Regions from separate parts of the Homo sapiens genome. Here region 2 is linked to region 1. A link is an interaction called in ENCODE POLR2A ChIA-PET data of the cell type or tissue named here. Cell type or tissue: endothelial cell of umbilical vein. All regions are shown on one strand. Links, peaks and the distances in the headings refer to the core of each region. The heading gives the core; the rest is flanking DNA.

Region 1 (6,440 bases), core at 1,297-5,296:
CTATGGTGGAGAGGGAGGTACGCAGTGGAAGGCTCCATGAGTCCAGTAAGTAAATTACATAGAGAACCACTCTAGATCATAAGATGGTAATTACGTGAAAACAGCAGCCGCTAGATCTATAGTAAGCCTGAACTAACTAAATTCAGGAAAACAATGAGTCATAAGCTGCATAAATTTGTCATTTTGATTCTTTAATAAATTAGCAATATAAGAATCAAAAACCAAGAAATATGTTATCACATTACACTTAAACATATCTGTTTTGAGATGGTTTCTTTACTCAATTTATCCATGACTACATTTTTTTTTCATTTTCTCACCAACATATCTGCCCATAGTTAGCCCATTAATTGCCAATGATATTCAAGAGATGTTTAATATTAACCGCCACACTAGGACAAATAAAAATATTACAATAACAAAACAAAACAAAAAAATTCCTTAAAAAGGCAGAAAATGGATCACTATTTCTGCTCCTCTTCTCAAACCAAAGGAGAGAAGATTCACAAGTATACTTGGATAAAATCCCACTCAAGTCACATAAAGATATATAAAAAGGAAAACCAAATAGCATCTATATCAAGGATATTGGATTACCAAACAAATGAGAAAGTGCGCATAAGCAAAAGTCAGTGAGAATAATTAGGTCATAAAAATGTCCTTAGACAGTAGCCTAAACACCATATAACAAATAGGCTAAGCATATCTCACAGCTAAATGGGGAAAAAAAAAAAACCCTAACACCCAAAAGTTTCCTAGGTATAATAAAAGTCTGATGCTAGGGTTGAACCATTATTCACTAAACATTTCTTGAGTTCTTACTATGCACAAAGGTGCTGGAAGTATACAAATGTGATTTAGACATGGTTTTCACCCTCCAGGAACTTGAAACAATTTGAGAACAAAGCTCTTATAAAATAAAGCAGAAGGTGAAAACTGAAAACTTACTGGCGGCATTGGGGGGTGGGGGGAGGAAGTACCATGAGTGTTTACAAAAGTGAAAACTTTTACCTAAGGAACATGAGTAGGAGTTCAATAGACAGAGGGGGACTGGAAGACAGACCATTTAAAAAGAATCGTATGGTATGGCTATTTCTCAAACTTCAGCATGCAATGTTATAATGCAGATTCTTGGGCCCCATCACTGTAAGTTCTGATTCAGGTCTGGGATGAAAAACAGGCATCTGTGTTTCTAGTTATCTTAGTCTATTTTGTGTTGCTATAACAGAATACCAGCTGGGCACAGTGGCTCACGCCTGTAATCCCAGTACTTTGGGAGGCCAAGGTGGGCAGATCACGAGGTCAGGAGATCGAGACCATCCTGACTAACACGGTGAACCCTGTCTACTAAAAATACAAACAATTAGCCCAGCGTGGTGGCACACGCCTGTAATCCAAGCTACTCAGGAGGCGGAGGTGGGAGAATCGCTTGAACCCAGGAGGCGGAGGTTGCAGTGAGCCGAGATCACACCACTGCACTCCAGCCTGGGTGACAGAGTAAGACTCTGACACACACACACACACACACACACACACATATCCAGAATACCATTGGGTAATTTATAAAGAAAAAATTGATTTCTCACAGTTCTGAAGGTTGGGAAGTCCAATTTCAAGATGCTGGCATCTGTTGAGGGCCTTCTTGCTGTGTCATCCCATGGCAGAAGAGCAGTAAGAGCAAGAGAGCAAACTCACAGCCTCAGGCCCTTTGATAATGGGCATTAATACATTCATGAAGGTAGAGCCCTCATGGCCTAATCACCTCTTTAAAGTCCCACCTCTTAATACTGTTGCATGGGGGATTATGTTTCCAACACATCAACTTTGGAGGACACATTCAAACCATAGCACCAATAAACACTACAGGTGATTCTGATGTAGGCATTTCATGAATCATTTTGTGAAACACTGATTTGGAAAGCAAAAACTACAAGGTAATTGGGAAACATTAAGTAGACCAAATTATTAAGGAGAAAGAAGCCCTGTGGTTGTAAAGAATGCTTAAAGTCTAATCACAGAGCATGTCAAGAAGACACTGGTATTTGCCTATGAAAAACTTTGAATTGAATGAAATAGTACATCTGAACATGCACATATTTATCACATGTATCAGATAATATCTCCCCTTTGTTGCACTTCCAGACACACACACACACACACACAATATGAGGAGTATAAATATGCATTCTGACAAAGTTTAAAATTAGGGGAAAAAAACAGCTATTTAGAAAGTCAGCCTTTCCCCAAGGTTTTCTTATTAATTATACGTCCAAAAGACATCACCAGGGAGGAATGGGTGTGCCCTGCTTTTACAGAGGTCACTGTCAAATATCCTGCCAGTTCTGGTGTCATCATCCTCACCACTCCAGAGAAATGACAAGAGGAATGTGACTCCTCCCATTCAAAGCTCCATTAGTTTAGAGCATGGTGAGTGACATCAAAATTACAGCCACTAAATAAAAACAGACATTTTCATGGGTCCTTAGTTTTCAAAACTGACATGCGTGTGTTGTCTGAATGAGCTCCAGAATTAGATGTGTTTATTTGACATGAAGTAGCAGAGAGAGGGAGGAGAGGAGTATTGGTCTCCATCAGCATTCTCATACCGGCAACCAAAGAATTATTTCAGAAGTCATCAGCAAAGATGTTAATTATGTTCCCAAGTCCCAAGTTATGATGACACTTCACCATCAACAAAATAAGCATCAGTTTGGTCCTTTTACTCTATACTTATTACTATGCACTAGGAGCTGTGCAGAGTAAAGTTGATTACCACTCAGAATAGCAAATATCTACAAATACAGTGTTGGCATTAAACTCTTGCAGTTAAGTTAAAGCTCAGAGAATACGGCAAAGAGCTCCACAGAGCTCAAAGAATGGAAGTGGACAGAATACAATAACTGAATTGGAATCAAGCCAAGGCTTTTGAAGATACCAGCCTCTCTCCCTTCTATTTAAGTGGGAATAAATGTTAAAGAACATCTTAAACTATCCCAAAAAGTCAACAGGGCAAACTAATTTAATATAGCCTGGCTGATATTTTGTTTCTGAGCTCCGTCTTCAAAATGTACTATATGAGGGAATAAGAAAATGGGCCATCATTGCCATAAATTAGGTCGGCAGCATTAGGCAAGAAGAGAACCAAAGGCTATATAATCACGGAGCCCCAAGCACCACCTGCCGGCTCTGCTTTGCTCAAATTCTCTGGGAAGGAAAATGGGAATCTTGTGAAATGGAAAGCTTCCCAAGAGGATCACAATTCCATCTGAAAAGCAAAGCTGTATAAGAAAGGAACTTCCAGTTCTGGGAACAGTTAACTGACAAAAAGACATTCCATACATTCCATGAAATTCCTTTAACATTTGGCAAGCCTCATGGAACCCTGGTAGTGGAAATTCCTTCCCAAGGTTATCTCTAACCCTGAGCAGCATTTGTGCTGTTTTTCTTTTACATAGGCTTTACTCTTTCTTCAGCAGTCTGCAGCTGGCTTGCCTCTAACGTTTTTTATACAGCAGTGTCTTCAAAGAAGCTGAAATTGTTCTAAGCGCTGCTGTTTAAATCGATCAAATGAACTGCAAAAATGTTTTAGCATGCCACTCTTTATTTCACTATGCTAATGAATTATCACTATTTCCATTAAAAGAAGTCTTCATGAATTATGTATAAAAACAAAAACTAAAATCTTTCAATAAAACCTGGAAATGTGGGCTTTTGGTAATGATAAGTAATTAACATTAATCACTTTACATCTGGAATGCCAACATCCCCAAAAGAGCAGAAGAGCAGAATAGGAAATAAGGTCATTTGTTTTCTACTCCAAGGGAACCAAAAATGTAGAAATTTGAGCTTTCTAAGAAGAGAGGTACTTGATAAATGCCATGCATAATTAGGAGTTTCTCATCGCTCATTTCTTCATACTTTCATTCTATTATGCCCACATCCTTGCACGCCCAACTCCATTCACTCTTTCCCTCTTTCTCGCATGAGAGGACCTGCCCCTCCATCTCTCCATTTTCAGCTAAACCAAATTTCACATCTAATCAGAGCTCAAATCAAGTCTTTCCTCCAAGTGTTGAATTCACTCCCCTCTTGACCCAAGTCATCTTTACTTATTTCAGGTGAAAACTTACTCAATTTATACCACAGCCTCTAAGACACAATCACACAAGCCTGAGTTCCTTGAAACTGATATGTAGGTGCCACATAATGCAATGTGGTTGATCAATAATCATTCTAAGTGACTGATGTCCCCTTAAAATAGTCACCTTGAATACTAAATACAAGAAATGGTTCCGCTGCTCAAAGCATTTCTAAATGTTCTCTTCCTAAAGTTTTATGATCACATTATTTTGATTATCCTTGGTGGTGGGAAAACCAACAATTCAGTTCAGTGAGTATTTATTAAGGACTTTACAGTAGATGGCAATTTTAGAAATTTTTAGATGCTTACTATAAAAGGATTGATAAGTACAAAAAATATTTAAAAAGTGAACAATTCAGAAGAGCAAAAGGTCACATGGAATTGAGAAGTAACTAAAAGCTTCAAGGAAAAAATGCCATTACAAATACACTTTGAAGGGTGGGGTAGGAGTCGCTAGGTTGAGCCTGGGTTCGGCAGGTGGTCAAAGGTAAAAGTTGGGGCACATTCTTGCAAGATGAGTGGCAAGAGAATGTGAAGTGAGTTTAGAGAATGGTAAAATAAACCATAGATTTTTTTTTAGAAGTCCAGTTTCATACGGTCCATTTTAAAACTAGTATCTCCTTTTCCAACTTCAAATCCTCTCTTACATTTTTCTACGTAAGGTTTTCTGAATCATCTCACTGTGCATATTGTCTTTTATCATACTTTCAACCAAAGAGAAATACAATGATAAATTACCAGTCTCACTTCCTTCTAAAAGTTGCTACAGGCCGGGCACAGTGGCTCACACCTGTAATCCCAGCACTTTGGGAGGCTGAGGCAGGCAGATCATCTCAGGTCAGGAGTTCGAGACCAGCCTGGCCAACATGGTGAAACCCCGTCTTTACTAAAAATACAAAAATTAGCCGGATGTGGTGGCGGGCACCTGTAATCCCAGCTACTCAGGAGGCTGAGGCAGGAGAATCACTTGAACGCAGGAGGCACAGGTTGCAGTGAGCTGAAATCGTGTCACTGCACTCCAACCTCGGGGGGAGGATAGAGTGAGACTCTGATCTCAAAAAACAAAATTAAAAAAAAAAAAGTTGCTACAAATACCTTTTGCAAAGAAGTTGCTACAAATACCTTTTGCGAAGAATACATAAAATTGAATGAATAAAGGCACTTCCCCCACCATTCACTCAAGAGTGCGTTCATTTATGGAGTATCTATTTAATGCTCACCTAGCAACAGTAATGACCTCTGAGGGGGACTTGATTCCTGCCCTCTCAGAATGCAAAGCCAAGCAGAGCACACAAGATAAATATAGAAAACAAAGGTGATAAAAGTTAAGGCCATACTGCTATTCCCATGAGTCACAGTATCTTTACAAAAACAGGCTTAACTATTACACAGAATTTTATAAAACTGTCAGGGGACAATAGTAACACACAATGGCAAAATTCAATATCCAAAGGAGAATGTTAAGAAAAACAAAAACGCTGGTGGTATACTTTTTTTTGTCCTATTTCCATATCATATATGATAAAAATCACATTAAGAATTCTATAGGCCGGACGTGGTGCCTCATGCCTGTAATCCCAGCACTTCAGGAGGCCGAGGTGGGCAGATAATGAGGTCAGGAGACTGAGACCATCCTGGCTAACACAGTGAAACTCCATCTCTACTAAAAATACAAAAAATTAGCCAGGAGTGGTGGCACGCACCTATAGTCCCAGCTACTCGGGAGGCTGAGGCATGAGAATCGCTTGAACCCGGGAGGCGGAAGTTGCAGTGAGCCAAGATCGCGCCACTGTACTCCAGCCTGAGTGGCAGAGCGAGACTCCGTCTCAAATATAATAATCATAATCATAATCATAATAATTCTACAGATACATAGCAGGTCCTCGAACAATGTCATTTCATTCAATGTCATTTAGCTATAATGTTAATGAGGAAAAAAATCAATTCCTGGTGAGGATCGCTGTCTGTGTGAAGTTTGCCCATTCTCCTCCGTCTGTGTGGTTTTCTTGGGGTACTCACTTCCTCCCACATCCTAAAGCTGTGCACATTACGTTCACCAGTGTGTCCACATGGCAAGTGAGAGAGACAGAGAGAGACAGAGAGCGAGAGTGTGTGTGTGTGTGTGTGTGTGTGTGTGTGTGTGCGCGCGTGCGTGCGCGCCCTGTGATGGGATGCTGTCCTACCCAGGGCTGGTTCCTGTCTGGCACTCTTAGCTGCCGGGAGAAGCTCCAGCCACCAGCAACCTGAACTGGAAAAACTTGGTAAATAATTGCCCTTTTTTGTTTGTTTTTTGAGATGG
Region 2 (6,440 bases), core at 1,788-5,787, 130 kb after region 1:
CAACAGAAATGTATTTCTCACAGTTCTGGAGGCTGGGAAGTCCAAGATCAAGGCACCAGTAGATTTGATGTCTGGTGAGGGTCAGATTCCTAGCTCATAGCTGGCACCTTCTCACTGCATCCTCACAGGGTGGAAGAAGAATAGTCTCTCTCAGGCGTCTTTTATAAGGGCACTAATCCTATTCATGAAGGCTTTGCTCTCATGACCTAATCACCCCCAAAAAGGTCCCCACCTCCTAAAACTATCACCTTGGAGTTTAGGATTTCAACATATGAATTGCACAGGGACACACATACACTCACACCACGGCACTATCTAAACTTTGCCCTCTTTCTCCATAGGAATCATTAGAGGGGAAGGAGTTACTTATTGAGAAAACTGGTATTGGTAAGAACCTAAAGAAAGGAAAAGAATGAGCCAATGGGTTGACAGAGCATGACAGGATCAGGTTTTGGACGTCCGGGCTAGTTACAGAAGTGCTTTTCAACTTTCACGTATCTGCACAGAATGAAAGGATTATAATGATCATCTATCTATCCAGGGGACAACAAAGAAAGAAACATAAAATGTCTAAACCTCTACTTCCTACAAAAAACATCAGCTAATTTCACTATGTCAGTTACTTCAAAATGCTGTTGTCTAGCTGGCTAACTCAAAGACAAAAATCTGTCAATGTCAAGAAGCCTACTGTGGTCCTGGAGACACATATTAGAAATCCTAGAAAGACTACAGTCACTTTTTTTTCAGAGACAGGGTATTGCTATGCTGCCCAGGCCTTGATCTCCTGGGCTCAAGCAATCCTCCCACCTCACCCTTCCAAGTAGCTGGGACTACAGGTATGTACCACCAGGTGTAGCTGACTATGGCAATTCCTACTTTCTATTAAACATTACAGAAATGTAACGCCGTGAACATTACATCCTCAATCCTATTTCTTCTCTCTTAATTTATATGTGGAATCTGGTATGTTGTATATATCATTGTTACCCTTATAGCAAATTACAGGGGGAATGACTTCCATTACGTTTTGATACAATAGCTAAGCAGCCCTCCCTTCTGATATTTCCCTCAGGGGTCTGGAGAGGCCTACTTTTGATACTGTGGATCCAAAGTACACGAAGCTTTCTCAAACACCTTCTAGTCCTTTCCATGATGCTCCCCAAAGCAAAAACACCTTGCTCTCTCAGCGTTAACTGCAAAATGCAATCTTCTTGTTCCTCTTAACGGAAAGCCTCTGAAAGCCAAACACATTTTATTACACTGAAACTGGCAGAGAAACAGTTTGGGAGGGGAAAAAAAGTATGAAGACTGCAGCCTCTACACCTCTAGAAGAGTGGCCAACTTGCAGACAGGTGCCCTGCACAGATTCCTGTGCACACACAGACATGCCCTACTGCTACCCCAACATTCATACCCAACAACTGCCTAGTCTTGTCTCCAAGCACAGTGTGCCAGACTGACAAGACAGGTGATGGGGAATGCCTGTTGCACAAAGATGAAAAGAATTCCACAGCAGAACAGAACAGCTGAGCAAGTAATTCAGGCACAACTGAGAGGCCAGAATCTAAGACAAAGTACAATGGCAACTTCCTTGGAGAAGGTAAGATGGTAAAGCAGTTCAGAAGAACAGCTGAAGTGTTTAAGACAAGCAGGGTGGGAACTACAAGCTGAAGGGCTAGTTACATGGGTGTAACAAAATGCTTTCACCACACAGCCTTTATTGACAATCAGGAATAGGTGACAGCTCAAGAAAATAACCAACCCAACTCCAAAAGGGCTGACTTCAAGGAAAAGCAATAGCCTCAATCTCACAGGATCAAAAATTACTATGGTTTCTCTTTCTTTGGCCCATAGTAAGAAATCTTACAAAACAGTCAATTTCATTAATTGAACTTGCAGAGAAATAAACTGCAAACTTTAAAAAGTCATAATCTTAGGGAAATTATACTTTTATTAGCCTAATTTGTTGGAAGGTACATCAACAATAGTAACATGTTATATCCTGAAAAGGAAGGGTGAAGCCCATCCTAGAGTGGGCAGCATGGACAGGGCATGCTCCTGTCTCAATGTTTAGTAACTAATGAATTTCTAAAGTCCCACTATTTAGTAGAGCACCTGAATGCAGCTACACACATCTACAGTGACCTGATTAAATTTTTAGGAAGGCAGTGAACAGAAACATCTGCTAGGGAACAGGACCAGATGCCAGCAATGCATGCAAAGTGCCTGTGCAACTTATGGGACATTGCTGGGTGCAACAAATGATAGTTATTATATTACTATTATAAAAACAAGCCTTCAGTTATTTTCCTCTAATCAAACTCTATATATAAACCATATTGTAAAAGTCTTCTTAAGTGACTTATATAAACTCAGTTGATTAAATCAGAAAAGAGCACATTAAAATGATAAATCATATAGAATACTGTGAACTAAAAACATTTTTTGTCATCAGCTTCCCATATTAAAAAAGAGAACTTTACCTAAGAAAACATCCTTAACCATAATAAAATGTGCAGCATATCCTCATGCCCACCTCACTAAAAAACAAAACAGAAAAAGCTCTGCACTATTTCTCTCAATGCAAACTACTGATATTCAGTTCTTCATCCTTATTCTATTACCTGGTTTCCTATGCATCTAGTCAAGGGTTCCACATGTCAGAATTCTTCTTGTCATAACCCTTAAACAGCTATTTTTCTTTGTTTATAATTTTTAAATGTATGTCACAGTAGTAATATGGCACAACACACAACTACACTCTCCACTTTTATTTAGTTTTCATCCAGTTATTCACACTTATTGTCTACTGAAGATTTTTCAGGGATTTGACAAGCTGTTTGATTTTTTGTTGTTGTTTTTAACTGCATGGTCAGCTTCAATAAGGATCTACTGAGACAGTAAGAGAGCAGACACTTGAAATGATCCCAAAAGTTTTGAAAAAGATATTGAACATGTAACAAGAGTGGAATCTAACCTTGACCATCCCCTGATAATGTATTCATTCAAAGCAAACAAAACGCAACAAGATCAAGCTTCCCTTGGGTTACAGAACTACTATTAACCAAGAGAACATCCTGGCAATTCAAAATTGGTGCCATGCTATTCTCAAGAATCCATCTACACTCATCTTTATCTATTTTCTACCACACTGGCCTCTCGAAACAAAACAAAATCATTCTAGTTCCCCTCTTTATCTGCATATCTATTTGAAAAGACTGGAGATATAACAACAATTCAGCGTCTGTTGTAAAAGGTCGCATACTCTAAACCAAACCTAAATAATACTTACTTTTAAAGACCATGCAGAAGAGAAAAGCATTCCTTAGCCTCTTTATCTTCCTGTTTAGATTTTAAAATGTTTAGATGTTTGCTTGAACACCCTGCTTCTCTGTGTCAACTCCCAACTTACTACTAACACAACCTTAAGAGCTATTCTTTACTGGGTGGGGGCGCGGGGGGCCTGGACAGGCACAGTGCTCATGCCTGTGGTCCCAGCTACTCAGGAGGCTAAAGCGAGAAGACTGCCTGAGCCCAAGTGTTTAAGGCTGCAGGGAGGCATGTTCATGCCACTGCACTCCAGCCTGGGCAACAGAGCAAGACCTTGTCTCTAAAAAAGAAAACACAAAATTTAAAAATAAAAATCTTTTTAAATCCTTTAAAATACATTCACTGTAAGGAATAAATTCCTTTGGAGCACATTACCATTCCAATGCCCCCTACCCTCATATGACCTGAAAAGCTTTTTCTGAGTATTTTAGTACTACTTGTAAATAGATGTCAGAAGAAGACATATTTTCTGTTAACAGGAGTTATCAATCCACTGAGTCACTTAAGACCCTCCTTTATAGCTATGTTCCTGAGTGTGCTTTTTGTTTGGTGTTTTGTTTTTAAGGGGCAGAGCAGGAAATGGAGGAGGGGAAAGACCCACATAGTCCTTTGCCTTCCCTCATCTTTCCCCTCCCCCTCCATCCACCCCAAATGACTGTGAGAACTTCCTGCAGTGAGAACACCATGAATAGGGCCTGGCATCCAGACAGGAAAGATAGTGCAGGACTAGGAATGCCCTGAATAAAGCTTCTATGCAGCCACGAAATTAAAGGGATTCAGGAGCGACACAAAGGGCCTGGCTAGTTAATGGATTCAGTCTTTTCTTTTACAGTATAATTAGGCAGCATACAAATGAAAGCCTTTTCCAAGGAGCTGGACTGGACTAACAAGGCCAAATGACTCTCCTCTGCATGCTTGCCATTTTCCCCCTTGAGATGATGTTGTTCTTACTCTTAGAAAAACATTGCAGGAGGAAGTTGAAGTACAAATTCTCTCCTACCTAGAGGTCAAATTCCGAGCCACCTTCAAGTTTTACTCCTTTGGACACTTCCATATACATCACTTGTTTTAGAGACAGTTCGGACAGGGAAAGACTACCCCCTTCCTCCCACAAACATTCTATATGCTTCACATTTATTTTTGAAAATAATAATTATACTAGGAAATGTTTCCAGATCAATTCTGCCAACTAGGCTTATGAATAAGTAGTGGGGAAAACCTCTTACACATCTCAGATGTGCAGTTCTAAGAATCAATTCAAGATTCACTATGGATCACGGACATCTCAGCTGCAGTACCGAAAAAATCAAACGTGGCTAACACTGCTTTTTTGTTGGTGTTGGTTTTTTAAAATGCATCTCTCACTTTGGGACTTTGGGCACCTGAGGAATCAGGGACACCTGAGAAACAGTATTTAACGTGAACAGACATGTAGACAAATGAACTCCACAAATTTCTCTCTCTTTTCCCACTCTCTATTGTACTTGAATCCTTTCATTTTCTCTTTAATTGTTCCATCCAGGCGTTTCACCCAAAATGGGGTGACCTGTCACCTAAACCTTAATAAAGCAGGGAGTTTTTTGAAATGCAGCAAGAAAAAATACATTAATGAATCACAGAAGAAAGTGGAGAACCCAGTAGCTTGTAAAAAAAAAAAAACAACTAGGAAATTCACCCTCCCTATGTTAAACTATAGAATACAGTGTTTCCTTCCACAACAGCAACAAGTCTCACAAGTAGCTGGAAATCAGGAAAAAGAAAAGAAGGGCAATAAATGCAAAAGACAAAAAGTCAACAGTCCAATCTGAGACAAGCTGAATCTGAGCACAGCTTTTGAAAAAAACTATAAAAATATAAGTGCGGGGTTTTGAAGACTGTAAAGGCTTTTTCTTTTTCTCCTACGTAAAAGAGAGTGGCTATATTAGTAATCACAGAGCAACAAGTCTGATAGGAGTCCGCAGGTGCCCTATTGTGTCTGTATAGAGGGATGGAGAGAGAGGGAGAGCAGGGAGAGACAGAGAGAGAGAGAGATTATTACTAGACTTGTCTAGGTGAAAGCCTCATGAGGACATGAACTACTTCTGTATGTATCTCCAGTGAACACATAACTGCACGTAATAACAACACCCTTTGCCAAAAGAAAGATGAAAAATGGGTGTTTCAAGCTGATTTGTGTCCCCCTCCCTCATAATTTATATGCTGAAGCCCTAACTCTCAGTACCTCAAAATGTAACTATATTTGGAGACAGGGTCTTTAGAGGGGTGATAAGGTTAAAATGAGGCTGTTAGGGTGGGCCTTAACCCAATCTGACTGGTATTCTTTTTTTGTTTTGTTTTGTTTTTTGTTTTTGCTTTTGTTTTGAGGTGGAGTCTCGCTCTGTCGCCCAGGCTGGAGTGCAGTGGCGCCATCTTGGCTCACTGCAATCTCCGCCTCCGGGGTTTAAGAGATTCTCCCGTCTCAGCCTCCTGAGTAGCTAGAACTACAGGCATGTGCCACCATACCCAGCTAATTTTTATATTTTTAGTAAAGACGAGGTTTCACCATGTTGGCCAGGCTAGTCTCGAACTCCTGACCTCAAGTGACCCACCCGCTTCGGCTTCCCAAAGAGGGATTACAGGCATGAGCCACCGCGCCCAACCCTGACTGGTATTCTTATAAGAAGAAATCTGGACACACAAGAGACACCAGAGATGTGCAGGCACAGCTGGAAACACCAAGTGAGGACAAAGGGAGAAGGTGGCCATCTGCATGCCAATAGGCCTCAGGAGAAACCAACCCTGCCAACACCTTCATCTTGGCCTTCTAGCCTCCAGACTGTGGAGAAAACGAATTTCTGTTGTTTAAGCCACCCAGTTTGTGGTATTTTGCTATCACAACCTGAGCAGAATAATACAACGGGAAAGGCAGAAACTGGAAAGAGAGAAACTGAAAGGAAGAAAAGGAAGAAGTTAAATAGCCAGAATGTTAAATGTTATCTCAAAGTCTCTAGAAATACATACTTTCTCCCACATACTTTTCCATATTGTAGTAAATTCTTTTTGCAAGTAGGTATCTTTTTTAAGAGTCTTTTTTCCCCCACTCCCAGGAGGTTTGGAGTTTGGTCATATGA

Evidence for each region. ChIA-PET counts read pairs that join two places held together with the same protein. Peaks named below come from ENCODE experiments on the same cell type or tissue, not always from the same donor. Only the 100,000 strongest peaks of a DNase experiment are listed, where the experiment ranks them.
Region 2: POLR2A ChIA-PET joins it to region 1 with 5 read pairs; 1 of 35 experiments calls an interaction of 5 or more read pairs at or near these places.

What each region holds. Positions count from the first base shown.
Region 1 is chr18:62,874,502-62,880,941 of GRCh38, reverse strand. All of the region lies in intron 4 of PHLPP1 (PH domain and leucine rich repeat protein phosphatase 1), which reads right to left. Among named protein-coding and RNA genes, the nearest start is that of PHLPP1, 160 kb to the right of the region's middle. RefSeq lists enhancers at 919-1,418, 1,419-1,920, 2,820-3,320. In endothelial cell of umbilical vein, for the core only: no CTCF peak of the experiment used is centred there; a DNase peak (open chromatin) is centred at 3,291; H3K27ac peaks cover 1,905 bases.
Region 2 is chr18:62,749,267-62,755,706 of GRCh38, reverse strand. All of the region lies in intron 1 of PHLPP1 (PH domain and leucine rich repeat protein phosphatase 1), which reads right to left. Among named protein-coding and RNA genes, the nearest start is that of PHLPP1, 37 kb to the right of the region's middle. RefSeq lists enhancers at 2,954-3,849, 3,850-4,746. In endothelial cell of umbilical vein, for the core only: no CTCF peak of the experiment used is centred there; a DNase peak (open chromatin) is centred at 3,996; H3K27ac peaks cover 1,310 bases.